Linked DNA regions of Homo sapiens: region 1 is linked to region 2. Evidence: chromatin loops called from intact Hi-C (ENCODE). Cell type or tissue: endothelial cell of umbilical vein. All regions are shown on one strand. Links, peaks and the distances in the headings refer to the core of each region. The heading gives the core; the rest is flanking DNA. Region 1 has its middle 46 kb from the start of ANKRD55. Region 2 overlaps LOC105378977 (a long non-coding RNA gene).

Region 1 (16,641 bases), core at 6,539-11,538, 70 kb before region 2:
CACAAGCTCATGAGAGCCAGTTGTGTAATCTCTTCCCTGCCCCTAGTTAAGTGATGTCATGTTGGTAGCTTGATGTTGGCCATGGTGGGAGTATTTATGCTACAAAAATGGCCATTTACTGCAAATCAGGACTACCCCTCTCCCTGCAGCACCCCAGAAAGCTGGTTGTTAAATACAATGAGTACACCAATGGCCCCAGGGCAGGTTTAAGAGTCAGAGAAGGTATAAATTGCTGGTCAGGCCTGGTGGCTCATGCCTATAATCCCAACAGTTTGGGAGAGTGAGGTGGGAGGATCACTTGAGCCCAGGAGTTTGAGACCAGTCTGGGCAACATAGTGGGACCCCATCTCTACAAAAAAATTGGCTGGGTGTGGTGGCACACACCGGCTACTAGGGAGGCTGAGGCAGGAAGATCACTTGAGCCCTTGAGGTTGCAGTGAGCCATGATTGTGCCACTGCACTCCAGCCTGAGTGACAGAGCAAGACCCTGTCTCAAAAAAAAAAAAAAAAATTACTTAGCCTCATGTATGTTCATGTTCAGGCCACAATGCATCTAGTGAAAAGAAAAAGGAGCAGTGTTTGATTAGCTGAGAGGATCTTCCAGTATGAACCATTCCAGAAACTATAGTCAACAATCCTTTAAAGATGCCTTTCCTATTAAGGGCAAGCAAGAAATTAAATAAAATTTTTGTTTGTAATTTTTAACAGTTGAATTGCAGTACTAAGTGGCTCATGAAGCCATGCAACATCTTTTTCCTTTCAATTTTGAGCCTTAGGAAAAATGTGAGCTTTCTTAGAAAGCTTGTAACATCAGATTTATCGTTTTTATGAAGCAAAAATCCAGAATAAAAACAGTGGCCACCAGGAACCATTGAACAATACATGTTTGCTCATGTCATGTTCATGTACAACTCATGGATTTAAAGGCATAAAGTTAGCTTTTCTCAGAGAAAACACTCTATCACATTCATGGATTAACTTTCACCCTGGCCAGTCTATCAAAATTACTGGAAGACACACACATTCAAGGAGTTTGCTGTATTATAACATTTGCAACACTTTCTGCAAAGGAAATAGGTTTAAGTCATTAGATCACAATATATATTTTTATCATTAATGAAATGTTTTCAGATAGATTATCGGCCCCATGGGGTTTCTGGCCATGCAAGGAAGATGGCTAAATGGGGGTGCTAGCTCTCTGGGCTTGGGAGATGGAGTAAAAGCAGTGGGCAGGAGGGCTGAGGAAATAAGTCATTATAATGAGGCGGTGGGAGCCAGGTTTCTCACTGCAAGAAAAGAGTAATAAACATAGGAAAGAAGAAAGCTAGAATGAACGCTGTGGTCTATGGGATTAGGATGAGAAGTTTTGGTGTAAATTTAGAGTTTGCACTATGTGGGGTTGGATAAAGAAACAAAACGTTGATATACATTTCTGTGAGTCTGTGCATACACTTTATATCTTCATGTGTGCGTATGTATACACATTCACACATGTACACAAATACATACATTTCCTAGCTTTGTACTAGAGAGAGCTTGGGAGTAGTGAAATCCAATAACAAAGATCCTACCTAGAATTTAGTTTCTAAATATTATACTATTTTTCCATGAATATGGACCAGAATTCCTTGGAGAAATGGCCGATCTCACAGGTGGACCAGGAAAAATATGCCAAGTTTAAAATATCTTGTTGTGCCAGAAGGTAAGAAAGTAATCAAATAATGATGGCAACATAGAGGACATGGGACAGCCGGAAGGGGTGCCAGCTGGCCCAATCTGGGATGATTTGTGTGTCCAAGTAACCACAGTATTAGATTATATCCCATTGATTAAAATAGATATCCATGAGTCTGTCCTGATATAACAAGCAAATGAACACATAAATGGAAAGAGAATGCTCTTTCCTAAAGTAGAATGCCAGCTAATGAATGCTGAAAAAATTAAGGACTTAGAGCAATTTGAGAACCATAGTAATTATTTTAGGCAAAATGCATCAATAGATTTGAAAGCTGGAAGGTGAAAGTTGAGTAAAGAATGGGATGTTTACACAGTCTAGGGGTATCTCTCCAGGAAACACTTGTTGACTGCAAAGTAAAAAAAGGTAATTGGTGGTAACTGGGAGATACAGGGTTTCTTTTTGGAGTGATGAAGACATAGTAGAATTAGATCATGGTAATGGTTGCACAACATTATGAATTTACTAATAATCACTGAATTGTACACTTTCAAACAGTGAATTTTATGTTACATGAACTTATCTTTAAAAAAATAAAATTAATTTGACAAATCAGTTACATACTCTAGGCCTGGGGAAACAACAGTCAAGAGGTAGAGTTAGCAGAACCAAGTGGCTCAGAGGCGGACCCATTGACTGAGCTCAACCCCCTGGAGATGGGCATCGCCTGGCTGTTGCTAGTGCCTGCCAGGGGGAATGGGAGGCTGGTTCTGGGGCTACTGAAAGCTGGAGCCAACTATGCTGCTGGAGCAATACTGCTGCTGGAGAGACACTCCCAGAAAGTGCAAAGACCAGGAAGGAGGGTCCCTTTCCTTCCTCCCAACCTCCAGTCACACTCTAAGGCTTCTGCCGGCAGCATCTAAGGGGAAATGAACCAGATGGCTTACCATATCCAAGAGCAGAGTATAGAAAGGTGGGCTTGGATCCAAGAGACAATAGATAAATAACCAACACGCAGAGAACAATGGAGAATTAACAGCTCATACAATGAGGGGAGAGGATTCTTTTCTCATATAATTATTTTCTTCTCTAAAAGAGTGATTCGTTAGATCTTAAACTAAATGTTGCTTAATTTTAGAATAACTTCAGGAATATTTTTATAAATCAGAAAAAAATCTTATTCCTTTATATATGCTAATTCTACATCTGAAAACATTTTTCGGTTCTTACATTGCTCCCACCTCCTTGACCCTTAGGTATAATGGAGAGAATTCTGCATCCTAGTATGCATACGCATTCCCACCTGGGTGCCTTTGCTCTGGGTGCCTTCCCACCCAGAGGCCCTTCTTTCCTCTTCTCTGCCTGAGTTCTATTCTTCTTCCATCAATGAAGCCTTTTCTGTGCACATCAGTTAACAGTGACATTTTCTTTCCTGCTTCTGAGTCCTCATGGGACGAATTTCCAGGTTATGCTTGGACACACTGTCTTGAGTAACCAGCTAAGTTTTCATAGATGTGTGCTCATGTCTATTTATTACATGGATGGTTCCTGACATGCCCAGACAGTGTGAAGCCTCAATGAATATCCGTTCATGACTGAGCCTCTATGGACATTTGAGAACAGCTTTAAAGTGAATAACTGTATAATAATTTTATGGAAAATATTCAAATTTTCCAGGAAAAGGGATGATCGGATGACAAGAACACCTCTGTTTCTGTCCCCATTATTTCTACTAGTCATTCACTTTTGCATGAGCCAGAGTTGATACTCTTATTAAATGCTTGGTGTTTGGAAAAGTTTGTGAGGCCAACATTTGCCTTAGGTACTGGTCAGACAAAGCTGAACCTGATGAGAGAGAAGAGGTCATCAGATTGCACATACTTAAAAAGTAAAGAAACTCTAGGTAGTCTTGCCTCCCACCCAGGCTTAAAGAGTTGGCATCAAGGTGCTCAAATGGACCCAACACAGAGACTGGCGATGCTTTCAGGTTTGGTTCTGTTTGCTGCTCTTATAAACTCATTTTGTGTCCAAGTGGCTTGCTCTGTCAGATGAAACCTTGGAAAGGTAAAAAATCCTTCTCAAGTCAAATTTTCATCTTCCTTTGAAATCTCTGAACCCATTAACTCGGGACATTAACCAGCACTTTCATGTTACCCACCTGAGACCACCTCTTGTTCAGCATCAACCATCTTTTTTTTTTTTTTTTTTTTTTTTTTTTTTTTTTTTGTGAAAGAGCATGCTTTATTTGGAAGCAGAGTGCTGCACAGTGACCGACAGATGAAGGCCACCCATTGGGCACTCACACATCGTACTCCAAAATACACACAGGATGCTTTGCTAATAAAAATCAATGGGAACAGGGATTCCTCTGGGCAACTCCCCCAACCTCATCCCTTTCAGGGGTTGGGAAATCTCCCAACCATCTTCCTGATGGCAGCGGTGGTTCACTAGAGATAAAGCCCCTCAGGGATGCCTTCGTGTTTCTTATAAAGAACACTTTCTATAGATTTTTTGAAGTCTTCATTTGTTGCTTTCATTCTATGTTCTCTTAAGGCCATCAGACCAGCTTCTGTACAGATTGCCTTGATGTCAGCACCAGAGAAGTCATCTTTAGCCATGATCAAGTCGTCCAGGGTTACATCATTGGCCAGTGTCATCCTGCTTGTGTGAATCTGAAAGATGTGCTTCTTAGTCTTTTCATCAGGCAGGTGGAACTCGATCTTCTTGTCAATGCGGCCTGGTCTGATAAGTACTGGATCCAAAGTTTCTACTTGTTTTGTGGCCATGATAACTTTCACATCTTCCCTAGAATCAAATCCACCCAATTGGTTCAACAGTTCCAATTCCAACATTGTTTGCTGAATTTCTCTCTCACCACCAGAATTGGAGTCATATCTTTTTGTCCCAATGGCTTCAATTTCATCAGTAAACATGATGGATGGTGCATGTTCTTCAGCAACTTGAAATACTTGCCGTACGAGTTTGGGCCCATCACCTAGGTACTTCTGAATAAGTTCAGAGCCAACCACTCTCAAGAAAGTGGCTGAGGTTTGGTTTGCTACTGCTTTGGCTAACAAGGTTTTTACCTGTGCCAGGTGGACCACAGAGAATGACCCCTTTAGGAGGCTTTGTACCCATCTCTTCATAATATTCAGGATGGGGGAGAGGAAGCTCCATAGATTCCTTAATTTCCTGAATTTGGTTGTCCAACCCCCCAGTATTGACATAGGTCTCCTGGGGGGCCTTCTCCACCTTCATCATTGTGACCAGGGGACCCGTATCATCCATCAGCACCCCTATCACCGCATGTACCTTGTGTCTGAGCAGAATCGAGCAGCCAGGTTCCAGCAGATCCTTCTCTACAAATGAAATAATGCTGTCATAGTGTTCTGAGCCCACAGATGTAGACACAATGGCATGATTGTCATCGATGATCTCTTCCAAGTTTCCTACTGACATTGGGGTCCCCCTCAGATCATCCACTTTTGATCTTCCCTCCTCTTGCTTTTCTTCTAATAGTTTTATTTGTTCCTGATTTCTAATGAATTCTTCCACCATGAGAAGGTAGTCTTTAATTCTCTCTAACTTCAGTAATTTTAACCGACACTGAGTGTGAAGTGTCACCAGTGGCAGTTTACTGGCAACATCTTGTCCCTTTGTTTTTTCTTCTTTTTCCGCCACTCTAGTTGGTACAAGAGGTTAGTACTTATTTTTCTTGTCCTTTTCATCCTTCTTGCCACGTCTAGGACCATGACCATCACCCTGACTTTGACCCACCTTGTCTTGGCCACTTGAGCTGCCACTGCTGGAAGTTCCTCCACCTCAACTATCATTTCTAAGTTCCTAATTTTTGATGCGTATTTTCTCTTGGGGATACTCACACTGGAAGGCTACCAACTTATATGTTTTCAAGAGAATAAACAGGTACTACATAAATGAATGAAGTGGGCTTGGTGTAAGACACTGGGGAGGGTAAAATATACAGAATGTCAGCTCTTGATGGGTGTTAAGGAGAGAAGTAAAGCAGGGAAAGGTGTTGGGATATGTACCTGTGGGACAGAGTAGGTGTGATGGTCAGGTTCCTGTGTCAGCTTGGCTAGGCTATAGTACCCAATGCTTAATCAAATACTAACCTAGGTGCTGCTGTGAAGGTATTTGGGGATGTGATGAACATTCACAAATAGTAGACTATAAGTAAAGCAGATTATCTTTCATAATGTGGTTGGGCCTCACCTCATCCCTTGAAGGCCTTAAGAGCAAAAATTGAGGTTTCCCAGAGAAGAAGAAATTCTGCCCTAAGACTAAAGCATCAACTCCCACCTATTCCAGCTGCTGGCCTTCCCTGCAGGCTTCAGACTTGCCAGGCTCCACAATCCCATGAGCCAATTCCTTGAAACAGATCTGAGTGTGTATGCATGTACATATTCACATATATGTACACACACACACACATACACACATTCACATCCTATTGGTGCTGTTTCTCTGGGAAATCCTGACTGATCCAGGCTCAATTTTGGATTCAGAAGCTTTTGGACATTCAGTTTGCTAATTTCAAGTCTTTGCTCAAGTGTCACATTCTCAGAGATGCCAGTCCAATCATTCTATTGAATATGAAAAATTAATCATCTTCCCAATCTGTATTCCTGATCCCCTGACCCCACTCTATTTCTTCCCACAGCAATGTAATTTTTCACATAACTGTGTTACTATTTGTGTTTATTTTCTATCACTCCTAGTATATAAGCTTCATGATAGCAGGTGTCATAGGATGACTTCCCTGGGAACAAAACTCTGAGCTGGAGATTTGTGTGCAAGGAGGGTTATGGCGGTGGGTGCTCTCAGGCACAGCAGCCACAGGGTGTGAAGGAAGCAAGATTGGGCACAGAGAAGACTTGAACTGTGATTCAGTTGCAACAGAGGTCTCCACTGATTCCCAGGGGAGCCCTGAAGCTGGGGAAGTGCTTCAGGGATGTCCTGAATTGAGACAAAGGGGGCGGGCCCCAAATCAGCCAGTCATTGGATGCAGAGTGTCCCCAGGAAGGGGACACAGCTCCCTTTGGCCAAGGGCAATTCATAGGGAGGACTCAATGTGGGTCATCAGCCAGTAACAATCCTGGCAGCTGGGGAATGAGCAGAGTGACCCTGAACAAGGATCTGGGCAGTGCACCTGGCAGGCAGCAGCCATCTTTATTTCTCTATTGCTGCATCCTCAGTTCCCAGGACAGGGCCAGGATTGTTGAATGGATGGGTGGGTGGATGAATGAATGAATGAATGAATGAATTGTTTTCAGAAAGGTCGGCATGTACAAACAGGATATGGCCACTGCTCTCAGTTGATGGGCAGAATGACAAGAGGATAAAAATAGAAAATAGGCTAATATGATCACAAAAACCATTAAGGCAGTAAAAAACAAAGAATGATAAATGAGAGAATAGAGGCTTAGGGCTATTCGAGGGAAGGGCAGTAAATACATTTATATGACAGGGCTTAGGGCTATTCGAGGGAGGAGCACTAAATACATTTATATGACAGAGTTTCCATGTCTTACACACAGATCCTGAGCAGTTGTAGGCCCAGGGTGTGCTGTTACTGGCCTGAGCAGGACCCAGGGTTAAAGAAAGCATCCTGCGAACACAAGGAACAACTGGCTCCCGTGACAGAACTTTTAACCAGCCTTTTCTCAAATCTGTTGACTTAACGCAGGCCAGGGAATTCTTTGAAAGGCAACATGGCTATAAATCAGCAAGTCCTGCGAACGTGCATTCCAGGGTCTTGGAGGAAAGGGCTGCACACAAAAGCACCTCTTCTAAGTCTTCAGGAATGCTGTGGTGAGTGGCCCTGGAGGTCTCGGGGTTAGACTCTGGGGCTGGGAATGAAAAGCATCCAGGAAAGGGGAGAAGGGAAGCCCCAGCAGAGCAGCGCAGCTTGCTTCTAAGGACAGCAATGGACACCTAACACCCGGAGTGGTGCCTAGCAGATTCTAGTCACTCAATGAATGTCTGCTGAGTGACTGAAGAATAGTCAGGGACCTTGATTCTGGCCCTAGTTCTGTCATTCACTTGCCATGTGACCTTCAGGAGGTCTCTTTGCTTCTCTGAGTCTTGTTCATCCTGTCTGTAAAATATTGGGCTTAAGCACAAATGGAATCTTTGGGAATGAATGGCTCATGACAGTCTGAATTTATTTACTTTATTTATTTTTGAAATGGGGTCTCACTCTGTTGCTCAGGCTGGAGTGCAGTGGCACCATCATGGCTCAACCTCCTGGGCTCAGGTGATCCTCCCACCTCAGCCTCCTGAGTAGCTTGGACCACAGGCGTGCACCACCATGCCCAGCTAATTTTTGTATTTTTTCTAGAGACAGGGTTTCACCATGTTGCCCAGGCTAGTCTCAAATTCCTGGGCTCAAGCAATCTGCCCACCTCAGCCTCCCAAAGTGCTGGGATTACAGTTGTGAGCCACAACGCCAGCTGAATTAAAAAGCATTTGAAGAGGTGCCTGAAGCTGTGGAAGGCAGGAGACGTAAGAAGCCCATATGGCAGAGTTTCCTGAGCTAATGTGAGCACATGCGATGATCGGGGCTGCTAAGGGAAGTAAGCAATTCCTGCTATGGCTGCCACACCCCAGTGGGACTTGCAGGGGAATAACAGGACACTGCTGTGTCCACCACTCCAGGAGAAATGTCTCTTCCAGAGCTGCTGAAAACACAACAGATCTCCCTCTGGGGCAGCCTGACGCCAGAGGCCGAGGGGAAAGAGGAAAGTGCTGTCTGATGCCCACTGCAACTTCCATTCTATCTGAGGCAGGCCATTTCCTAAGGCTTGGAGGCTGGCAGAATGGCAATCAATTTCAGTCAACTGCCTGCTCACTTCCATCAGTGGCTTGATGTGGCACAAAGAATGACAGGCTCCCACTCAGAATAGGAGAGTTCAAATTCTAGCTTTTCTAACCCCTGCAAATCTGGCAACTGACTGAATTTCTCTGGATCTATAAAATGGGACTAATTCTGTCTACATCACAGGTATGATTAAACTGGAGAAGATTTGTATGAAACCAGCACAAGTTTCCCCCCCCCACCCCTTCTCTCCCTTTCTCCCTCTACCTTCACTCCTTCCTTCTGTGCAAGCCAGCCTAGCTAGCTGGAACAGGACATAAACAAGGCCAAGGGCATGAGTTTGATGCCCATATAGGACCAGAGTCCTGGATAGACAACTCGCAAGTTGTGTGCTCATGCTTCTCATCACAGAACAAAGGCAGTTTGCCACTGACCAGTGTCACTGTGGACAAATACTATTTATTCAGCAAGGATGCCAAGCATTTTTAATCCCTGACTCGTCAGGAAGAAGAATTTGGCAAAGGGGGGAATGGGGGTGGGGAATAAATGGGAATAAATCCAAGTGAGGCAAGAATGTAATTAGGAGGGTCAGATTCTACTGCTCTGGAGCACAGAAGGAGAAGGGAGGAGGTGGTCCTTTCCCTTGGAAGAATTGGCACAAGGACCCCAATTCTCCCTTTGTAAACCTGGAAAAGAGAGCCCCTTGAAAAATTTTGGGGTTTTCATTCTCCCTCCTGGAGTTGCTCTGAATCCCATGGCTGTGGATCCCTGCGGAGTGGTGATATAATGGAAATGAGTCCTCAAATATCTCCATTTGCACTAAGCAGTTTTTGTGTGCCATGTGGCTGTAAGTGTAAGTACTATCATGCAGGAGGTATGTCCATTTTTTACTTAAATCTGTGTCCTTATATTAAAAGTAGTTGGAGTTTAGACCCACATGACAGCCAGGCCTGATAGTTGGGTTCCCTATTTCATTTGACACTCTCTTTTGCCCCATATGTCTCCACACTAGGGGTTCAGCAGCCTAGCCATGGGAATGGACTTCATAGAGGCTCCTTCTTCTTGGCTGGGGGCCCTGGACCCTGATGAGGGCTGCCCAGAGCCTTCCCCTGCAGTGTCACCTTCTTGTGAGCTGAGTCTGAGGAGGTGCTTGGCTTCCCCCACCGTGTAGAGATGGTGGCCCGCGTGGTGACAGTCATTTGCTTTCCCTGCTTTGGTTGGTTGCCTCACTCTGCCTGCTCCCTTCTTTTCCTCCAGCTCTTTCTTCCCCATCACAATGCCTTGTTATGATCTCCTCTTCCCCTCCCCATGATGCTAGAAACTGCCTCTTGTCTCACCACCCCTTTCTTCTTTTCCCAAGATTCCTGCCTCCTCTTCGAGCTCTCTCACTCCAAGTTTAAGCCGTGAGAATTTCCTTCTCTGCAGTACCGAAAGATGCTCTTAATACCAGCTCCTGCTCCAGTGGGCCCAAAAAATTCCTCCAGGCAAGTGGGCACAGAGATCATCTTGAGAACTGAATAAGTTTAAAGGGGGAGAAAGTGGCATTAATTGAGCCCTAACTCTTTGCTAGGGAACTTGCATGCAATATACATCTAATCTTCACAGCATTCTTTTGAGATCCTTTACTACCGCTTTGTGGATGAGCAAATTGATGCTCAGAGAAGGTAAGTGCCTAACCTGAGGCCTCAGTTAGTGAATGGCAGTCATCATCTTTTCCCAGTCTGTCTGACTCTGGAGTCATTCTCATTTCTACACTTCCGCCCCTCGCTGAATCCACAGTAATCTTCACATTCACCTCTGGCTAATGCAATTCCATCTTGATTCTTAGGAAAATATGATGTGTCAGGTTGAATTTTAAACACAGCATCTGTATTAATCCCTTTCCATGCTGCTGATAAAGACATATGAGAAACTGGGAACAAAAAGAGGTTTAATTGGACTTACAGTTCCACATGGCTGGGGAGGCCTCAGGATCATGGCGGGAGGAGGAAGGCACTTCTTACATGGTGGTGGCAAGAGAAAAATGAGAAAGGAGCAAAAGCAGAAGGTCCTGATAAACCCGTCAGATCTCACGAGACTTATTCACTATCAGGAGAATAGCACGGGAAAGATCAGCCCCCATGATTCAATTACTTCCCCTTGGGTCTTTCCCACAACATGTGGGAATTCTGGGATATACAATTCAAGTTGAGATTTGGGTGGGGACACAGCCAAACCATATCAGCATCCTAGAAATTAAAGTTGGAGAAGCAGAAATAAATGTGTCAAGATGATTTGTAGGATGACAATGAGATGAGACACAAGCTCCGATGACTTGAGTTGAAAAATGCTAAATGTGTGTGTATTTTGTGTTTTGGGGCATGTGTGTGTGTGTATGTGAGAGAGAGAGAGAGAAAGTGAGAGAGAGAGAGAGAGAGAGAATAAATCCAGCAAATTAATAAAAGCATCAATCTAAGGCCACTGGTCCTGAATGCTAGGGCAAGATGAGAAAGCAGCTCAGGAAGTGATTATAATGAACAGAGAGACTCTGACCTGGAAGAAATCTTGTTACTCAGGATCAGGAAAATGTTAAACTCTTCTCAGCTAGTGTTTTTTTTATTAAAACATGCTGCATATAATTAATCACTCATAAATATACATTAAATAAGATGTCTGTAAAAGACACACATATAAAACAAGGTCATGTATTGTTTGGTTTATGAAATGTTGTGACCAGAGGCTGGAAGGAGCCTGGCTCTTCCCAGGAGCAGTGATTCAGTGTTCACTAATTCATTGTCTGCAGAGACTTTATAGACTAGACCATAACTAGGCTGAATAACAAGAATTGACTGTTTCCTGTCTTGTTTACTGTTGTCTCTCCCACTAGACAGTGTGGTGTACAAGGACAGGCGTTATGTCTGTTTTCCTCACCCCTAGATCCCTGCAACCCCTGGCACATAGTAAGTGCCAATAAGTGATTTTTTGTTTGAATGAATGAATGAAAGAGGAGGAGAATCATGAAAGTGTAGGGTCATAGAAGCCAGGAGAGTTTTTAGTACTAACGAGTCATTAACAACGTAGACAAAGCAGAGGGATTGGTGAGGGAAGGAGGGGAAGTGCCCATTTGCTGGCATATGGGAGCCTGGGAGACTGGTTTCAGCTGAGGAAGGAGGGGAAGTGCCCATTAGCTGGCATATGGGAGCCTGGGAGACTGGTTTCAGCTGAGGAAGGAGGGCAGAAGCCAGGCTGTAGCAACTGAGGAATGGACAATGAGGAAGAAGAAAGAGTGTAGGCTACATTTTTGAAAGTTTGGGTGAGAAGGGGAGGAAAGGGATTTGATAGAAGCTAGAGGAGCACCTGATCAAGGGGTGGGTGTTTCAGACCTGGAGAAGTGCTCTCATAATTATAAGCTTTGGGGGCAAGCATCCCAGAGGGAGGAAGAGGCTGGGCGTGTAGCACCTGGAAAGAAAGGAATGTGGCTCAGGGCAAAGGTTAACTCTGAACAAGAAGAGGAAGATCTAAGCTGCAGCAGCTAGGGAAAAGGAAAAATGGATGAGTGTGAATGTAAATGTACTTACAGTGAAGGGGGCAGGAAGGTGAAACGGGTCCTTCCTGATCACCTTGGTGTCTCCTGGTGCATTAGGAGGCCAGGTGTGATGTAAGAGAAGGAGAGAGAGGTCTTGTGAAGACTGAGCTGAGGCTTGGTGAAGGTGAGGGAGTTCACGCTGGATGAATCAAAGGATTATTGGATAGATTGATGCTGGAGGTCCAGGATGCTGTGTTGGCCTTCGCAGCCAGGGTGAAAGGAGCAGATGAGGCTGGTTATGGTGCTGCTGCCCAGCCTGTATGTTTTGCTGGGCAGGTGCAGTAGGAGGATTGTGGTGTGAGGGAGCTGAAGAATCTGTGAGAGAAGAGGACTTGTGATCAACAATGAAGTTCAGGCTGGAGCAGGCTGATGACTAGGAGAAGACAGAGGATCAGGGGCTTGTGGTGTCTCTGAGGTAGAAGAGCAGATATGGAGGGATGAGGAGATGAGATGGGGGGTCAGGGTTTCATGAGGGAAAGCTTCAGGTGATGATCAAGCCCAGAGTGTCACCATGCCTGTGGGTGGGCAGCTGAAGGTCAGTAGAGTTCCTGGTATTCAGGAGATCCAGGGATTGCATGGATCCAGTCATCCAGCTAGTCTTGCATTGATTTCGCATCGGTTTAGTCTTGACTGATTTTTGCATTGATTAGATCTTGCACTGAATAAGCTTTTTACTGTGGTTTTTCAGGCCTGAGGCAGGTGACAGTGAAACAACCTGTTGAGGTTGTTTCAGTGAGATTGTTAAGCATCATATGTCCAAGGGAAATATTAATTTCACCAAGTCAGACATATGTAAGACAGCCATCCTTTCCTCTATATATCACACAAAGCTAAATGGATCTATTATTTGAAAGAAACTTGAAAGAAAATTTTGCATATCTACAAGGAGTGTGGTATGAAGGAAAAAAGATTAACATATCCAAATAATGGTCCTGGCTCTGTCACTAACTAACCTTGTGATCCTGGGCAGGTTTAACACTCTGGGCCCCAGTTTACAGACACCTACTGCCTCCAGAACAGTTCTTCCCAGTCTGACTTCTTAACCCATCGTATTCAGGCTTTCATCCCCAGCACAACCTACCTGCCCATTGAGAACTGTTAGTGACTCCAAATGGTCCATCCCGGTGGCTTCTTACCTGGTCTTGATCTCCTTGACTTCAGAGAGAGTGGCACTTGGCATTGTGGGCCATCGCCTCTGCAGATTCTTCTTCTTCTTTTTTTTTTTTTTTTGAGACGGAGTCTTGCTCTGTCTCCCAGGCTGGAGTGCAGTGGCGCAATCTCTCACTGCAAGCTCCGCCTCCCGGGTTCACGCCATTCTCCTGCCTCAGCCTCCCGAGTAGCTGGGACTACAGGCGCCCGCCACCACGCCCGGCTAATTTTTTGTATTTTTAGTAGGGACAGGGTTTCACCGCGTTAACCAGGACGGTCTCGATCTGCTGACCTCATGATCCGCCCGCCTCGACCTCCCAAAGTGCTGGGATTACAGGCGCGAGCCACCGTGCCCGGCCCAGATTCTTCTTAACTTTGCTTCAGAAGCGCCATCCTTGAGGTTCTCCTACTCAGCACCTATATGTCCTTCTCTGTTTCCTGCATCCTCAGACAGTTGATCCCAAGGATGGACCCTTCCTCTTTCCAGGGCTCCTCCCTTGGCATTCTCTTTCAGTTGCTTAATTTCAGTCATTACCTCCTTGCAAGGGATTTAGTTCTTTATCTTCAGCTCTGGCTTTTGTCCCTTGTTCTAGTTGAAGTTTCCAAGTGCCTGTTGGACATCTCTGCCAGCACTAGGAAATTCACTAGTTGCAAACCAGAATGCATTTTTTTTTCCCTGTTATCCCTCTCTGTTTCATATTTCTATCCATGGAACCATTGTTCTCCTGTCACTCAAAGTATTTTCTCTCTCTCTTTTTTTTTTTTTTTGCAAATAACTGTACTCTAAAAGAATCATAACACCTTGGAGAAGTTCATCTGAAAGGGATCCCAGAGGTGGTATCTCACAGTGGGAGGCATTGTGGCTATAGGCAGGTGTGGCCTGTGGACTTGAGTCAATCTGTATTTGAATGCTGGCTTAGTTACTTGCTTGCCGAGTGGCCTTTGGAAAGTTACTTAACTTCTCTGTGCCTCAGTTTCACACTTGTAAAATAGAGATAATACCTTAAAAGGTTATTGTTAGCATCAATTAGATGATGTATGTGAAGTCCTTAGTAAAGGGCCTATAACTTATTAAATATTCAATGAATAATATTTATTATCAAGGATACTACCCACTCATTTTTCAGATGGTGAAACTGATGACCGAAGAGATAAGTGAATAACAGGGTAAGAGTTGGGACTAGAAACGTGTCCGATGACTTCAAGATCTGTGTGCCTACCTACATTTTTTTTTTTTGAGATGAAGTCTCCTTCTGTCACCCAGGCTGGAGTGCAGTGGCGTGATCTCAGCTCATTGCAACATCTGCCTCCCGGGTTCAAGCGACCTCAGTCTCCTAAGTAGCTGGGTCTACAGGCATGTGCCACCATGCCCAGCTAATTTTTCTATTTTTAGTAGAGATGGGGTTTCGCCATGTTGGCCAGGCTGGTCTTGAACTCCTGACCTCAGGTTACCCACCTGCCTTGGCCTCCCAGAGTGCTGGGATTACAGGCGTGAGCCACCGTGCCCAGCCCTACCTACATTTTTTAAGGCAATTTATGTATAAGCTAGGGAGTAATGATTGGAAACAGTAAGAAAACCATCTTTGGAGGGGTTTATTTTTATATCTGAAGTTCCTCCGGGAAGGGGTCATGTCTCTAACTTGCTGTCAAGTCTTAATTATTTATGCTAATTGGGACCAAGAAAACTTGGTTAAATGAAAAGTCCATATAGTCTCCAAATGCCTTTTAAATAACAACTTCAACCTTTTCTTTAATTATCATTTATCTGTTTGTTGGAGGTACTACAACAATGTAGAAACAGAACATGAAAAATAGCAAAATGCTTGAGTCACAGATTTCTAACTATGTTTCAAAAGAGAATTACAAATAAGTTCAGCTCAAAAGAAATCTCAAAGATTTTGAAAAATAGACATGGAATGAAGGCATTGTGATATATAAAAATAAATGAAAGAAATTCCACATACATTGTTATCAATGTCTGGAAGTGCTCCATGTTTGGGAGGAGATTAGCCCCTGGTTGCTAATGCTGTTTTTCATATTTACTTATCTTGTTAACTTCATTAAACCTAACAGGAAATAATTTCAGCATCACAGCTAATTTATTTTGACATCCCAAGAGTGCTATTTTATTTTTTTAAATTGTGCCTGCTGCTTTCTATCAAACCATACCCCAACTGAAGGGGCATCTGTTATTGGAATGTCTTTTCAAAAATAACAGTGGAGTCTAAATGTCTGGAAGGTTTACAATAAAATCTTCTATTTGGAGCCAACATTTGCGATGGGAGGCTTGGGTTTATTTTACTTTATTTTTTAAGTCTTTCCAGACTTTTGAGAAAGTCATCATGTGTGATCATGTTTCTTCAGCTGAATGTGGTCAATTCAATCTGGCTCACTGAGGGTTGGGGAAGGGGAATCTCCCAGGAGGCATGAAGTAAACAGCATGTTCTGGATGTGTCTATTGGGCAGAGGTATGAGTTCCAGGTTTTGTTTCTTTTTGAGTTAGAGTCTTGCTCTGTCACCCAGGCTGGAGTGTCACAACTCACTGCAGCCTCCAACCTCTGGGCTCAAATAATCCTCCTGCCTCAGCCTTCTGAGTAACTAGGACTACAGGTGTGTGCCACCATGCCTGGCTATTTTTTTTCTTTTTTTGTAGAGATGGAGTCTCACTATGTTGCCTAGGCTGGTCTTGAACTCTTGGCCTCAAACAATCCTCCCAAAGTGCTGGGATTACAGGTGTGACACACCACTGCACCCAGATGAATGCCATGACTTTTAAAGGGAACTCCTTATTTCTACCTAGAGTCAGTTTCCAGTGGCTTCTGTTTTGAACAGTTTGGTCATCCTGTTACAGTAGGTAGCTAGTCAGATATGAGCAGGGCAGGAAAGGGCCCCCTGCCTCCCACTAGGAATGTCAGGCGACCATCAGGTGATGGTTGGAGGTTGTTAAACTGCCTCTCTAAAATAATAATTGGTCGTAGCCAGCGCCAGGGAAAGGCAGTCTCCCAACAGATTAAAAAAACCGGGCCAGACGTGGTGGCTCATGCTTGTAATCCCAGCACTTTGGGAGGCCGAGGCAGGTGGATCACTTGAGGTCAGGAGTTCAAGACCAGCCTGGCCAACATGGTGAAACCCCGTCTCTACTAAAAATACAAAAATTAGCTGGGTGTGGTGGCACGTGCTTGTAATCTCAGCTACTTGGGAGGCTGAGGCAGGAGAATCACTTGAACCTGGGAGGCGGAGGTTGCAGTGAGCTGAGAACAAGCCATTGCACTCCAGCCTGGGTGACAAGAGTGAAACTCCGTCTCAAACAAAACAAACAAACAAACAAACAAACACCAAAAAACCCCTGAAACTGGTGATTAGCAGCTTCTCAATAAGATCTCAGGAGTTGGGTGAGTGGGCTCAAGCATGTGG
Region 2 (16,641 bases), core at 6,293-11,292:
CTCTCTCTCTCTTTCTTTCTCTCTCTGTCTCTTTTTCTTTCTCTCTCTCTCTCTGTCTCTCTCTCTCTTTCTTTCTTTCTCTCTTTCTTTCTTCTCCAGCTTCTGTATCAAGAACAGGTGATACTGTTTTCAGTATGCACACAAAGGAAGTTGGGATATAGGAGGCCTGCACGACTTGCCCAAGGTCTCAGAGTGCAGAAGAGGCAGGGTGAGTACCAAAGCCCATGCTCTTCACCTCTGTGCTTACATTCACACTCAGCACCTTTCATTGTTGATGGCTTTGTACTTTGAGAACTTTTAGTGGTAGCATTTTTAACCCCAGATCTAATTTCTTGGCCACCCAGAAGCAAATAGGTGTCCAAAAACTTAAGGTTGTTCTAAGAAAGGTATAATTATGATGGTAAGCCTGTTTTTTTTTTTTTAAGTAAGCCATTCTTAAAAAAATGAGCCATTCTTGCCCTACCTACAAGTTACTTGTGGAGAGCTCACTCTCTGTAATTTTAATTCTACATTTTCTGTTCCTCAGAGTTGCTTTTTAGAAAAGTCTTTATTTGGAAGTACTAAATTGAAGGGGAAAAAGTCAATGTGCTTTTAAAGGTAGATTGTCCAGATTGATTTTTAAATTTTATTCTAGTTCTATTTTTGAACATCATTTAGTAACAAAATATTAGTTGTATCCTTGATAATAGAGAATAAATTATAAGTCCTATACTCCCTGAAATAGACCTCACTGATAAAAAGTCAATTCGAGCCCATTTACAAGAACATAAAAAAGTATATATTTAACAAAAGTGTACAATACTTGTATACTGAAAACAATAAAATATTGTTCAGTCAAAATAAAAAAAGACCTAAATCAATAGAGGGATATATTATATTTATGGATTAGAAGATTCAATATTGTAAATATGCCAATTAGTCCATAACAGAGGTCAAAAACCTATGGCCCATGGACCAAATGGAGCCCACTGCCTGCTTTTGTAAATAAAGTTTTATTGGAACACAGCCATACCCTAAAACATGATCTTGTTCACTGCTTTTTCTGTGGAGTAAAAGCTATTTAAAATGTATTTCCTTCCCTTAACTTACATATTACCTACGGCTGCTTTTGCTCTCAAAACCTAAAATATTTATGATCTGACTCTTAAATGAAAAAGTTTGTGAATTCCAGATCTGTGCATTAACATAGTCTCAGTCAAAATCCTTATGACTTTTTTTTTGTGTAGAAACTGACAAGCTGATTCTAAATTTGCACAGAAATGCAAAGAACCTAGAATAGTTGACAGTCTTGAAAAAGAACAATCTTCGAGAACTAATACTGTCATTTTTAAACTTAAGCTGGGCTGCTTAGGGCCCTGTCATCCAGTGGTGTTTTTCTAAGCTGTGTTTCTCCTCCTTCATGCTCCTAACCTTTGAGAAAGTCCCAGCTCAGAAGACTCATTTCCTTCCTGAGTTTGTATGAGGAGAGGAGACAAATCTTCACTGCACAGCTCCTGGGACATAATTCAGTTCTGATGAAGGGCTGCAGGCAGGTGAAGGTGGAAGAGAGCAACTTGCCTTACTAAAACTCGGTGCCCTCTAAGGAAGGTTGGTACAGATGAGTGCTCTGGGCAAAGCCTTTCGTAGGATGATTTGTGGGCCAAACAGGTCCCTGACTAGAGTGTCCCTCTCCCATTGGGGTTCTTCCACTTTGACCTCCTCTGTTACAACCATTTATGACCCCATTGCTTCCGCTTTCCCTCTAGGGCTCAAGTGTGGGCAAAATCAAAACCCCTTTCTTTTCCTTGTTTGTATTACCTCCCGTATCTCCCAAGATCCTCTACCCAATTAAGTCCTCTGGCCTCAAAACAAAGTAGTAAATTGATGAACTTTCTTATTTCATATTTCAGAAGAGGCAAAAGGGCCTCTTCTGAAAGCAATGGAATATAAAAATCAGCGTAATCAAGGAAAATATAAAACCCTGATTGACTGATTTATAAAACCCAGCTTTCTGATCTGATTTTGCCAGAATTATTAACAAGACACTCCATTTCTGTTTGACCCATATTTTTTCTCTGATCTGTGTCATCTCCAGGTAGTTTTCCAATACTTAGAAACTGATGTAGCTCTTCCCGGACATTTCTCAGTATTTTGCCCCATCTGAGGACTGGCACCCAATGCCTTAAAAACTAAACTTTTTCATGACTCAAACTCCCAGATATCGTAGAGTCTGCCCTTACTTCAAGGTCCATTTGGAGCAACAAGCCTAGTGCATAAATTACTTAAAGCATAGTGGTGGTTGACACCTTCCATTCCCAGTCATTACCTAGCTTTGTCAGTATGATACGGTAGCTACGGTGAAATGGTTCTGAAGCCAGTCACCCTGGGTTCAAGTCTTAGTTCTACCTTGGCTAGCTCTACAACTTTGGGCAAGTTAGTTAACCTCTCCCTGCCTCAGTCTTCTCATCAGTAAAATGAGGATAATAATAGTGCCTACCTTGTAAAATCCTACCTTGGAAGGTCATGATGAGTATCCATTGGGAAGATAAACAAAATAGAATTAGGAATCAAGACTTATTTGCCACTTAAAAAATATCATTAATTCTTTCCAAGCCTAGTTTATCAGTTCTGCCCACTTTGGAGTTAACACTGAATAGGTGAGGAGGCAGGTTACTTCTGATAATACTCAGTTGTGTAGGGAGAGGGCCTATCCCCAGAAGAAGTAGAGAATAATCTGAATACGAGGTGGGCAGCGTGATGAGCAGAGAACAGTCTGGTCACATCACTAGAGGTATCCTCTTCAGACATGGTAATAATGCTGTGGAAATGTTTCCCCTGCACTGTCTGGCTCACTGTCTAATCAAGTCTCCAAAGAATGGAAACTGAGTCAACTTTTCCTTGTTGTGTTGCTGTATCTTTTCCCCTCTCCAAAGAGAGGAAGCAAAGCCCTTTATCTACTTGGAAACTGTGTCTTAGGTACTTTACAGATTTTCTTTCTCTAAGGAGATCTGGTTATCATCCCCTTTCATCAAATTTATGATACTCCTCTGAACTCTCTCCAAGTACTGCATTTTCTTCCATGCTGTGGACCACAGCTGGATGGGATGCTCTCCCCAGGGTCTCACAGTGACCATGTTAAAAAGGCTGTTCCTGTCCCACGAAGCCTCCTTAGCATCCCATTTGGTGCCCAGTCTAACTGTAAGTATACATCACTCCTGAGTTTTTCTATCTTATTTTCTGATATTCAAGTACTTGTATATTAAATCATTTGAAAAATGTCTATCATGATTACAAAGCCTGTTTTGCTATTTCAGAAAAATTTATTGTGTTCCAGTGGACGTATCTGCTGTTGAAAACAGAATTCTCCACTCTGAGGATGAACCACAGGGGGTCATAAAAATTGCATTCTGCAGTGTTTTTTCTATTTTCTATTCATGCATGTCTTCCTGATTTAGAAATTATTCAAATTTCCCAAAGAGGAAATGATTTTAAATAAAATGGTTAAAATATTCTAATGTAGTCATATTTCTGTTAGGGTTGAATGAATGTTAAAAACAGGAGTTTCAAGCATCTAAAAGTGAAGGTATAGACAGAAAAACTAAAGTGTAAGAGGGAGAGGAAGGAAGCACTGTGATTTCTACTCAACACATGACCATTCAGGCTATTCAAGAAGTAATAGGGTTTTAGATGACCCATAAATATGAAAGATAGACTGATGGGGAAAAGGGCCCAAGGTATGGTAGTGGGATGCAGACATCTCTTTACCTAACCCTGTCTTTGCTGTTAGAGTGCCTTCTACCAGGGAAGGCTTCCTTTCTCCAGCAGTAAAGCTTCTTAACGAAAGCAGTTTGGATATGGAAACGTATGCCCATTTGCGATCTCAAAAAACAAAGTGGACATAAAACATACTATCAGTATTATTTTCCTACTACTTCAGCATGAAAAAAATTATTATTTTTGAAGTTTCACTGCTTCAGAATCAAAAGGGCTGAAAAACATAATTATTGACACATAAAAAAAGAAATTCCTAACAACCTGTCTTAATCAGGTTCTGCTAGCAGTTGTAACAAATAACCTCTAAATCTTGGGACTTTAGAAAAAGTTTCTTTCTTTCTCTCATCACAGGGCAGTGCAGGTCTCTGCTGTGGTGGGTGGGCAGGGCAGTTCTCCTCTACAGTCATTCAGGCTTCTTACACCTTGAGGTTCTGTCACCTTTCAGTACCCTGGAGTCCTCCTACTTCCCCTGCATCTGGCTGGCAGAGAGGAAGGGAGAGGGAGGGAGTGGAGGATTGGGCTTGGCAGCAGTGTCCATTGTTCCCACCAATATTCTTCTGGCCTAACTGCAAGAGAGACTGGGAAATATAATTTAGCTGTGTGCTCAGAAAGAACAGGATATAGGTTTGATAAGTATTCATCCAGTCTCTGTCATATAATCTAAATTAAAGATCACATATTAGCAGCAGGCAAGCTAAATGTTGTCCACAGATGCGTTTCCTTTTGGCCTGCATCAAGTGGTTTAAAAAGTCAATTTTGTTCAAAAACTTTAATATGGGAAGATTTCACACTTAAAAATAAAAAGAAAATCTAGTATTTTTGGTTCCTTTCAACAAATCAGAAAATCTTGTGGGCCTGCCTTTTCTTTTGTCATGAAATGGCTGAAATTAAGTAGCAGCTGCCCCTTAGCTTAGGTCTACAGTCTCCAGTTCACCCTTGTTGGGGCTCAGAAAATGATACCCCGAAATATGGTGCTCTGATATGCTGAACTAAAGTGTACTCATCTGATGGGTTCTTCCTGTTTGCTGCACAGGCAAAACCAATTCACTGAGACCATGGTATTGCAGTAAAGAAACAGTTTAATTAATGCAAGACTGGCCATGCAAGAGAACTGGAGTTATCACTGGAATCAGTCTCCCCAAAGGCTCAGAGATTAGGGTTTTTATGGTCAATTTGGTGGGCAGGCGACTAGGGAATGGGTGCTGCTGACTGATTGAGGATGTAATCATAAGCATGTGGAAAATGATCCTGTGCATTGAGTCTGCCTCTGGGTGGGTGCAGGGGTTATGGGACCAGTTGAACGATGAGTCATGAGTCTTGGTGGGGTCAGTCAATTGCCGGAATGCAACAGTCTATAAAACATCTCAAAAGACCAATCTTAGGTTCTATAATAGTGACCTATAGGAGCAATTGGGAAAGCCACAAATCTTGTGACCTCTGGCCATCTGACTCCTGAATAGTAAGCGATTATAGAAACTATGCATACATTTTAGCAGAATTTGGGCCCCTCCCATAATAGTAATCTTGTAGCCTTTCATCAGTTTTACAAAGGCAGTGTCAGCCCCCAAACAAGGAGGACGCAGTTTAAGAGAGGGAGTATTATCATCCTTGCTTCAAAGTTAAACCATCAACTAAATTTCTCCCATGGTTAGCTTGGCCTATGCCCAGGAATGAGTGAAGACAGCCAGCCTGGGAGGCTAGATTGGGCCAACCATGCTGGACTTCTCTCACTGTCATAATCTTTGCAAAGGTGATTTCAAAAGTCATAGCCTCAAGGTCTCTATGATCCTCTTCCTCCCCCTCAACCCTGCCCTGTCTCTCAGCCTTATGTCTCTCCCAAAGCACAGGATGAGGCTTTACTCTGATATTCCCTTATCTACTTTAAGACCAGACTTGCCAAAGGAAACACAGTTGCCTTCCATCCCCTCCCTAAAATCCAGAAAATAAGATTGAGAAATGCAATCACACTTGGAAAGACTTTTTCACAAGATAATGTCTGCGCCTCTGGCTCATTCAAATTATGAAGAGAATAATTTACAAGTTAATTTCTGTCTCCCATACTGCCCTTCAAAAAATCATTTACTACTCCTTAAAATTGTTACACCCCATCTCTGCTTCCCTTAGGAAGAAGGGCATATAAGCATCTAGACCTCACTGGGTTATTGAGCAATCATTCTGCGGTTTCCATGTGCTATGCATGTTAAATAAGCAGCATGCCTTTTCTCTTACTAATCTGTTTATTGTCAGTTCATTTTCAGCAAACCTTCAGAGGGTAGAAGGGAAGCTTTCACCTGGCCCTTACACCCTGAAGCCTGTTTCAGTCACTCATTTGCCTGGCCTTTGGAGATGCTTACACTTGCATTCTCTGGTCTGCATGATGATTTATTCTTTTTTTTTTTTTTTTTTGAGACAGAGTCTTGCTCTGTCTAACAGGCTGGAGTGCAGTGGCACGATCTCGGCTCATTGCAACCTCCGCCTCCCAGATTCAAGTGATTCTCCTGCCTCAGCCTCCTGAGTAGCTGGGACTACAGGCGCCCGCCACCACGCCAGGCTGATTTTTGGTATTTTTAATAGAGACAGGGTTTCTCCGTGTTAGCCAGGATGGTCTCTATCTCCTGACCTCGTGATCCGCCCCCCTTGGCCTCCCAAAGTGCTGGGATTACAGGCGTTATTCTTTTTTATAGTCTAGATCTTGTCATTAATATGTCAATACCAACAATTGACTGCTATGGATTGATTCAGTGTGTATTTGTTAGATTATGTTTTAGATCATAGTGAAAACCACTTGCCAACCCTGAAACTCTCTTTTTCTGTAGAAGTAATGGCTAATGTCCAATTATGAATGAATTGAGATGTTTTACTTTTAGCCTAATTGTATGCTTAGTCATAATTTATATTCTGAACTAAAATGGTAATCTATCAGAAATACTGTTGAATGTGAAAATTTTTCTTTTTTTTTCCTAGGATTAATAATGTTTGCTGGGCTTGTAATTTTAAGATCCTTTTTATGGACAAAGATCTTAAGCAAACAGGATGATCCTTAGGTTGACAGCAGAACAGTTAATGGAGACGTACTCTACTACTTTGTTGTTGACCACTGGCTATTTGGGGAACAGTGTCAGGTGGATTTGGCATGGCTATTAAAATAATCAACTTAAATAAAAAATACATCCCAATATAATTCCCTTGTAGTTCTTTTAGTTGGATTTGAAACTGTTCCACAACTGAAATTTGGAAAATCAAGTTATATTGAAGGTGGAGGGAGGAATGGTTGGCTGAATTTAAATGACAGATTTAATTGTTTTGTTTTGTTGGAGAATACTGTCTATAAATGTCTAAGAATTTGGTGTTAGAAGTTTGTACACTATTCTAAAAAGAAGGAAATAGAGGATCAAACTTACAGTTAACAAACTATTTGCAAAGAAAATATCTCTTAACACCCTAGAAAGGCAAAGAAAATTAATGTGAACACACCTAAGGGCAATTAACACTTATAAAATGAAAGTACATTATATTGACAGCTTTATCTTTTTTGTTTGCTTTTTTTAAAAAATGAACAGAGCTTGAAGTGTTAATTTTAAAAATCAGGGCTGGGCACAGTGGTTCATGCCTGTAATCCCAGCACTTTGGGAGGTCGAGGCGGGTGGATCACGAGGTCAGGAGATCTGAGACCATCCTGGCTAACACGGTGAAACCCCACCTCTACTAAAAATACAAAAAATTAGCTGGGGGTGGTGGTGGGCGCCTGTAGTCCCAGCTACTCGGGAGGCTGAGGCAGGAGAATGGCGCGAACCCGGGAGGTGGAGGTTGTAGTGAGCCGAGATCGTGCCACTGCACTCCAGCCTGGGTGACAGAGCGAGACTCCATCTCAAAAATAAATAAATAAATAAATAAATAAAAAAAATAATAAAAATCACCTGAGGGTATTTTAATGTTTCTGGTAAAATTACTGATGCTCATGATGGCAGCCTTTCTGGCACTTTTCAGTTTACATGTTTGGATTTGTAGTCATGCCTTGCTTAACTATGGGGATACGCTCTAAGAAATGCATCATTAGGCGATTTTGTCGTTGTGTGAACCTCATACAGTGTACTTATACAAACCTAGATGGTATAGCCTACTATACATCAATATCAAAGCTATATGGTATTGTGTATTGCTCCTAGACTACAAACCTGCACAGCATTTTACTGTACTGAAAACTGTTGGTCATTGAAACATAACAGTACCCAAATGGCATTTGTGTATCTGAACATATATAAACATAGAAAAGGTAAAAATACAGTGTTATTATCTTATGGGGTCACCGTCATATCTGTGGGGTCACCGTCATATTATATGGGGTCACGGTCTGTCAGTGACCAAAATGTCATTATGCAGTGCATAACTATACATACAAGTGACATAAATTCTGTGGAGAGAAGTTTTAAGCACATTTGTGAAACAAGCTACAGAAGAACTTTTGTTTTACATTTTTATTGTGTATTTGGATGAGGGGAATAAACTGCTGACATAATTTGCTGATGATTCAGAATTGGCTATCAGCAGAATTATAATCCTGGCGAAGATGGAGGAAAAAATATAGAGAGACCTCCTGTGACAAAAAATGAGTGGAAAATTGTCACAAAATCACTTTTGGTGGTGAGGGGTAAGGGGATTGCCCCTGGGGAAAAATAAGTCATTGGATCATGCGGGTTGAGAGAGGCCGAATGAAGAGCACCTGAATGCTCTTGGCTGTCTTACCCAGCCCCAAATCCTCACTCAACACCCAGAAATGGGAATTATCTCCTTGCCAAGATGGGGAAACTGAGTCTCAGATGGATCGACAAACTTGGCAAGGTCTATAAGCAAAATAATAGAGGATGTAGGAATTCAAACTCATGGCTTCCAGGCACCAAAGTCCTCACTGAGAAAAACAGGGTGAACATAGAAAAATGACACTCTGAGAGAGAGACCCATTGAAAAGAAGTGGACAGTGAGCTTGGGTTTTAAATGTGATTCACTGACCAGCTGACTGAGAGGAAGTTTCAAAAGGTCTGTAGCACAGTGGGCTGAGGGACACTGCAATTCTTCTCCCTTCAACTCCCAGAGACTAAGTCCAGCAGTATGGGCTTCAACCAGGGGCACTTTGGTACCAGAAGGATACAGGCTGGACAGATTCCAATAGAGCAATAAAAAGAGTAAAGGAAACAGAGATTTATCTGTCGAAGGATGCATGAGTCCAAGCACTTGTAGCTTGCATTAATGGGGAGGAGAGGACGATGGATGGCAACTCTTTGAAGTGTGTGTCTGCATTTAAGGAGTGATTAGCTTATAGCAGGAGTACATCCAGGAGTGGGAAGTGACGAAATGTGGATGAGAAACCTCTAAACTGATAGCAGAAAATGGTTTTTGGAAGAGTTACAGGGCAACTCCTTGAGGCTCTGATGTTTTTCACTTTTCCTGACTCACTTGTTTTCCAGGAGTCCCAGTGTCTCCTGAGGAAATCCCTTTCCCATTCAGCCGGCAGCTGCAGCAGGTGGGATGGGCCAGACCAGCCCTCTGGGGATGCTGATCCCAGGGAGCATCCAGGCCGGAAGGTCCAAACGGGCAAGTGACTCATTTGCTTTTCCTCCCTTGGTCATGTCTATGACTCATACACTTTCATTCAGTCCCAAGTATGAGAAAGGAACATCAAAAAGTCCAAGATGTTATCAAATATTTGATGAAAAAGAAAATTCCCCTCTCATATGACCCTTACAGAAAATGTTTATTTAGTCTTTTCATTTTGTTGACATTTCTTTGATTTATCAACATTGAGAAGGTACAGTGAGGAGAAGGAAGGCTGTTAAGTGAGACAAAGGAGGGTTAGGATGGCTCAGTCATTGCTCCCCCGAGGGAGTGATCTAAGCTGCTCACCCACAGACAGAAAGGGTAAATGGGCTAGCTCTTCATTAATAAGAAAGGACTCTTCGTTTGAGTAAGTGAGGAGTATTTACAGTGCTGTGTTTGTAATCACATGGTGCCTGTGTATAGATGGCTGGGAGACAGGATAAAGGGATGGGTGATTTAAAAGCATCAACTTTGGTATCAGATGGATCTGGAGTGGAATTATGGATCTGTCACTTATTAGCTGTGCAACCTTCAGCAAGATCCTTGAGTGCTCTGAGACTTAGCTTTCAGATCTATAAAATAACAATTATAAAAAAATAGCAGCAATGATAATGCCAACATGTCTATCATTGAGCTTCTACTTTGTACCAGACATTGATCTATGGATTTTACATATATTATCTCATTTTATCTTTCCAACAAACCAAAATATGGGTAGTACTATTGTCCGCATTTTATAGGTGTGGAAGCCGAGTCACTGAGGGCTGAAGGAACTTGCTCAAGGTCACGCAATTAGAAAGGAGCAAAATATCTTCCTCCTCAGATTGTTATGAGGCTTACTCAAGGTAAAGCAGCTAAAGAGATTAGTTCCCTGTAAATGTACAACAGTATATATGCTTACTTTTTCTTTTTCAAACTAAAGACAAGGAAGGGGGAATTCCCTTTCTAATTGTCCCAATTGCTATCTCCTTTTTTTTTTTTTTTTTTTTTTGAGATGGAGTCTCACTCTGTCGCCCAGACTGGAGTGCAGTAGCGTGATCTCGGCTCACTGCAACCTCTGCCTGCCAGGTTCAAGCAATTCTCCTGCCTCAGCCTCCAGAGTAGCTGGGACTGCAAGAACATGCCACCATGCCCAGCTAATTTTTTGTATTTTTAGTAGGGACGGGGTTTCACCATGCTGGTCTCGAACTCCTGGTCTTGTGATCTGCCCGCCTCGGTCTGCCAAAGTTCTGGGATTACAGGTGTAAGCCACAGTACCCGGCTGCCATCGACTTTTTTAAATAAGTAAGTGATTCTCTCTGCTATCAACGTCTGCTATCAATGCACAAGTAATTCACAGTATTCTTTATTTTTTAACACAAAGTTTTCAAAATTCATAGAGATTATTTGTAAGACAGCTGTGAGCAACATCTGATACTAGGCTAGGACATATCCCTCCGCTTTGTTCAAGAAACTGCTCTATACTTTTAATCAACTAAAATAAACATGTGGAAACCATTGAAAGCTTATTTTCTGTGAACTCGTTCACAAATATAGGGGCATACTTCAGAGTAAAATATAATATCTTCTCTACACATGCATCACGCAAACATGCATGCATGCACACACACACAACGTAACTCAGATGTTCAAACTGCCTTTGAAAGTGGCGTTGAGCAAAGCTGTCTTACCTAGTAGTGTTGCTATTCATCTTGGTTGGTGTATTAGACTGTTCAGGCTACCATAACGAAATACCACAGACTAGGTAGCTTAAGCAACAGAAACTCACTTTCTCACAGCACTGGAGGCTGAAAAGCCTCAGATCAGGGTGCTGGCCAATTTGGTTTCTGTTGAGGGCTCTCTTCATGGCTTGCAGACAACCACCTTCTCATTATGTCCTCACGTGGCCTTTCCTCAATACATGTATGTAGAGACCTTTCTCTCTCTCTCTTCCTCTTCTTATAAGGCCACCAGTCCTATCAGATTAGGACCTACTCTTACAACTTCAGTCCGTCTTAATCACTTTCTAAAAGCCCTATCTCTGAATACAGTCACATTAGAATGTAGGGTTTAAATATTTGAATCTCGGGGGTACAGAGTTCAGTGTATAGAAATTGGCTGAGGCTGGATTGTTTTTTATGCTGGGGCCTATGTATCTCAGAGAATCATTTATTAATAATTCAAATTTTCCATGTGGTCATCTTTAGAACAGTAATTGCCAAAGGGCTGTGAATCAGGTGTTTATTGTAGAACATGAACAGATGAAATGTAACAGATAAGGCTCCCTTGGTAAAGCAGAGTCTTGGAATACAGGGTGGTGGTGTTCTTTCTAAAAATAAGTCTTGGTGGCTATTGTGCTGCTAATACTGAGGGCATTTTAAAACGTAAACAGGGCCTAAAAGTAAAAGCTAGATCTGGAAAGGAAAGGGACTATTCTGCAGAAGGAACACATTCTTTCCAAGTGGTTTGCATAATTTCCTATGTCGCTTTCATGTTAGAGAAAACACATAGGTATTTTGGATGACTATGTAGACCAAGTTTTCATATCATCTCAGAAATATCACTGGGGCTGGTTTGGTTAATTGAAGAAGGCTTGTTAACTTTTCTTTCATGTGTAATTTAAAACTGGAAAATATGAACGTGCTATTTTCTTGCTTTCAGACTTTGTTACCTTCTGCCTTTGGACTTAGGCAGGCTCAAGCGGTGTATGTATATATGTCTGTATGTGAGTGGAGCTGGGGGAGTGGGGAGATGGGAGGGGTTGGACAAAAAAAATTAGAATTTGTCAATTGTAAAAGCCCTGGTAACATTCAGCTTCTTGTGTTCAATATAGGGCCTATTTATTAGGCTATTGTTCTGAGAGAGGATTTTCAAGAACAAATTTAAATCTCTCCTTCAAGAAACCAAAGGCCGGCCGGGCGCAGTGGCTCACGCCTGTAATCCCAGCACTTTGGGAGGCCGAGGCGGGTGGATCACGAGGTCAGGAGATCGTGATCCATCCTGGCTAACACGGTGAAACCCCGTCTCTACTAAAGATACAAAAAAAAAAAATTAGCTGGGCGTGGTGGCAGGCGCCTGTAGTCCCAGCTACTCAGGAGGCTGAGGCAGGAGAATGGTGTGAACCTGGGAGCTTGCAGTGAGCTGAGATCGCGCCACTGCACTCCAGCCTGGGTGACAAAGCGAGACTCCATCTCAAAAAAAAAGAAAAAAAAAAGAAGCCAAAGACCAAGACTGAAGACCCTATTGGTTCTCCCCATAGAGTAGAGAAGCCTCATGCTTCTCAGGACAGTAAGGCTACGGCTTCATGGCGGAAGGGTAAGTAATAGGTTTCACCCTATCTAGAGTAGAGTAGTACTCATGCATCTCTGGATCTCCACCAGGCCCTGGCCAGCCTGAGGGAGAGACTAGATCACCAGTTCACCAGCACCACAGTTCCCCAGGTGGGCAAGGATCCCTGTGCCAGAGATTCCAGCAGCTAGAGGACTCCCCCTGCACCTCCAGGAGGTCATGGAAACCTTAAGCTACAACCACCTTCTCCTCTCCCTCTTTTCCATTCACCACTTTAGGGGGAAAAACAGATGGGGAGGGAGAGTGGTGGGAACAGGAAAGGAAGGAGGAAGCCTTCTAGAAGGCTGAGAATTTGTGCCCAGGAGTAACTGTGACTCAAAGGCACGGTTTACATGACAAGTTAAGGCTAGGTCCGAAATCAGATAGGGCTAAATGTTAAATTTTTAAAGGTGTGCAACAGAAATGAGTTATCTTGTCAGATTAGTTATAGGAAAAGAAGCCACATCTTACATTCTATCTAGCTGTGCTTATGGACTGTAGCATGAGTGGATTTTGCTTCATTTGCTTCTTGTTTCATGAATGGCTAAGTGTGTGTTTATGTGTGTGTGTGAGATGTGGTAGGTGTGGTGGGGAAAGGAATAAAATATAGTTTCACTGGGAACATACTCAGTCACACATGAGTCCCACTAAAATGAAATTGTAGAAAACATCCCAAAGTATAAATGTATTTGGCAATTATATCAGACATTTTAGCATTAAATATCTCACTTCTCACTGGTTCCTCATGGCAGAGTCAAACCAGAGGACCTTAACCAGTGCTTTCCGAACACAGACGCCCACCCCCCAAAATGTGATTTGCAAAAGGACCGTAAGGCACACTCTCTACCACCATCACCATCTCCATCATTACTTGCAGCGAGCATCTACTAAGCTTACTCTATGTTAAGTACTCAGCATTCTCTACTAAATGCTTTACACGATCATATTCAGTCTTTGCAACAACCATACTAACATTATCCCCATTTTAAAGATGAGGGAACTGAGGCTCACAGATGAAGTAAGTATTTAAGCCAAGAATCAGGGTCATGTATTAATAGTTCCAAAGCCTATGCATGTTTTTTTCCATTCTACCATGCCATTTTCAAGCTTCTTTTGAAGATGACACTTTTAGAGAACTTTCTGGTATCTCTGAAGTTCAATTTTTGGGCTTTCTGTTCTCTAGGTTCTATGTCGATGTGGCTCAGAGCCAGTAGTGTAGGGTACAGGAGAAACCTTCATCACCTCATCTTCTCAGGGCCCTACTGCAAGCCAGCATCTCCCCTTCTTCCTCTCTGCTTCAAGATCCATGGAGGTATATTCTAATATTTTCTAGTATAGTTATCTTTATTTCAGTTGGTTAAGTATCAATTTTCTTATCTAATATCCTGAAGCACTTCTCTCTACCACCTGTCTTATTTTTATCCATCTCTAGGTATAAAGTTTTTGATAAAGAAAAGTGTCATTAGACACTACCTTCTCTTTATCAAAGGTTTTCCAGTACGTTAATAAGGCTTCTCTCTGGGAATGTTTTACAAATTTCAAATTGGATAATCAATTTAAAATATATGCAATCCAGCAAAGAGACAGCAAATACCACTAACGCTCTTCACTTGGTTTGGCCAAATCACTCACCTGGGAAAAAGTAGAAATACACCAAAATGCATTTAGAAAAATGTCTGGACTCTCAGAGCCCCAGTGTTTCCAGACAAACACTGACAGTTTTAGCTTTTCCTATTACCAAGGCAAAAGGTTTTGCTTTTGATTCTCAGCTTTACAGGTTTCTTTTACCTTTGTCAACCTAAGTTTTCCATATTTGTTAACCTCTTTTAAAGACATGCCATGTACAGTAGCGCTTCCTGGCTAGCATGCCCATCTTGTTCCCCAGCCCACTGTGCAGGCCTTGATCATTCTTTAAATCCCAGATCCTAGTTCCCTCTTCCATGAATCTTCCCAGACCTTCTCAGCTCCCATTCATTTCCCTTTCTTGGGAACCCTACAACACTCATTAAGTGAATCATTACTTCTGGCATTTAATTGTGTACTGCCTGAACTATTACTTATTATTTACATGTATGTATATCTTCTCTTTCCAGTGACAAAACCGGTTTCTTACACGGAGGTAATTTTGTTTTGCCACATATAAGTCCCTGCAGAATGACAAATAGACATTTAATAAATGCATATTGAATGGATGAAGGCACTTTGTTTCAAAGGGATAACCCTGGAGTTGATTTGACTCAGGAGAAAATACAGCTCACACAGCTCATTGGAATGCTTATTGTTTTGCCATTTCCTTGTAGTGGAAAGTCCCAGTCAGTTATCAATTAATAGTATCAACAACCATTTTATCTAGTGCTTAACAGGGGATGACATCCAGAGGTAACTTCACAGACAGAGCCTGTTGTGAAACAGGTTGAATTCTGCCACATTTTACTACCTTCCTGGTCTCAGACCAATCACTTAACTCCTGCAATGCCACATGTGGAAAATATATTCTGTTATCAATGAGTTTACAAGCCTGTGATACTACGCTCCAGAAGCCAGCAGGAATGTGATACTGGTGTAACTGAGCCCCTGGCTTTGCAAGTTTATACACTTAAGCATCTCTGAGTGAAAAGCAATTATATAAACACAAAGGAACCATTATTAGAGAAATCATATTTATGTTCCCATATTGTATGTGGTCAGAGGAAAGCAAGACAAGGGCAAGACTTGGGCAAGTGACAAGACGTATTAGCAGTGGCAGCAACAGTGCTGGGTAAACAGTTGTAAATCTCAAACGCTGAGCCGTGTTAACATTTTACAGAATGCTTTGATCCTTTTCAGTAAGATACAAAGCAAGAATAAATTCACACAGCCTCCTTGGAGGTCAGTGTGATTTCTCTGTTTCTGTGGAAAAGCACTAACTAGTCACATGCTAATTCACAGTTTGATGCTCATCAAACTGGAGCAGATGGTTAGAGGTAGGGATGACATACAAAAAAAAAAAAAAGAAAAAAAGAAAAAAAAAGAAGACTGGTTTCCCCAGAACCTGAATGGAGATCCTGCAGCTAAAAGAGGTCACCCATCTCTCTTTTGGGTGTTCTTTTTAGACATCCAAATGCAGACTGGATGGTGCCTTCCCAGAAGAGCATGTTGTGGGTCATCTCTCTGTGGGGATAACTGGGGAAGGAAGCTTCCTCCCAAAGGACATGCAGCCAGAGTATGGTTTTACAGTAGAATCTAAGAATATTAATAATTCGTTGAACATAAATGACCAAGGAGCTCTATTTCAGTAAGAAGTTTCCGGGAGAAGTTTCAAACTGTTGTAACTGCCAAGTATTAAGGGGCAAGATGCCACTAATTCCCAGTGGATTAAAAATACTGCTAGTTTTTCTCAAGGACATTTCAATCTTGGAAAGAGTATCAGTTTAGAAACACAAATTAAATACTATCTTTGAGATGAAATGAAACCTGAAGGAATTAGACAATTCACCAATAAGAAGGACTTTTCTCAAGTAATCTTTGAACTGTGTGTTCTAGAAAGGACTGTATGTACTGAGTGGAGGCAGGGGGATGAGAAGAGGAGCTGAGGAGGAGGAGTCTGAGGAATGTGGCCTGGGGCTACTCAGATAAATTGTTACAAAGGAGGAATGTGACCTAGGAACCAATCTCCATCTCTTGAGGTGTCTGGGCCAAAACATGTTTTATGACTTTGATGATAGAAAAAAATCTATGTATTTTGACTGCTGATATAATGAAGATCAAAGCTACACAATTTGGATGAAAAGAACCCTACTGTCATGTTTCAAGTTTTGCAAAATAAATGATGGAATGATCTTTAGATCACATGGCTGAATGTGAAGATTTGAGTACCTCACAAAAAAAGAATCTTGCAAATGTATACAGAGAAAATTATGATAATGCAAATAAAGCCCTTTAATTTATGTTGCATGAAAGAAGTTTAAAGTAGGAGTAAGTAAGCATGAGTCTATGTTAATAGAATAGCCA

The links. Peaks named below come from ENCODE experiments on the same cell type or tissue, not always from the same donor. Only the 100,000 strongest peaks of a DNase experiment are listed, where the experiment ranks them.
Region 1: a loop joins it to region 2, with 7 times the contacts of the local background. A loop is called at or near these places in 13 of 110 quality-filtered maps.

Annotation. Positions count from the first base shown.
Region 1 is chr5:56,271,177-56,287,817 of GRCh38, forward strand. It overlaps the pseudogene PSMC1P4. Among named protein-coding and RNA genes, the nearest start is that of ANKRD55, 46 kb to the left of the region's middle. RefSeq lists an enhancer at 8,298-8,901. In endothelial cell of umbilical vein, for the core only: no CTCF peak of the experiment used is centred there; DNase peaks (open chromatin) are centred at 7,405, 8,375 and 8,965; H3K27ac peaks cover 2,825 bases.
Region 2 is chr5:56,341,388-56,358,028 of GRCh38, forward strand. It overlaps LOC105378977 (a long non-coding RNA gene), which reads left to right. Exons shown (of 3, transcript XR_948342.3): 3 at 9,216-9,675. Among named protein-coding and RNA genes, the nearest start is that of ANKRD55, 120 kb to the left of the region's middle. RefSeq lists an enhancer at 8,829-10,028. In endothelial cell of umbilical vein, for the core only: no CTCF peak of the experiment used is centred there; a DNase peak (open chromatin) is centred at 9,374; H3K27ac peaks cover 2,122 bases.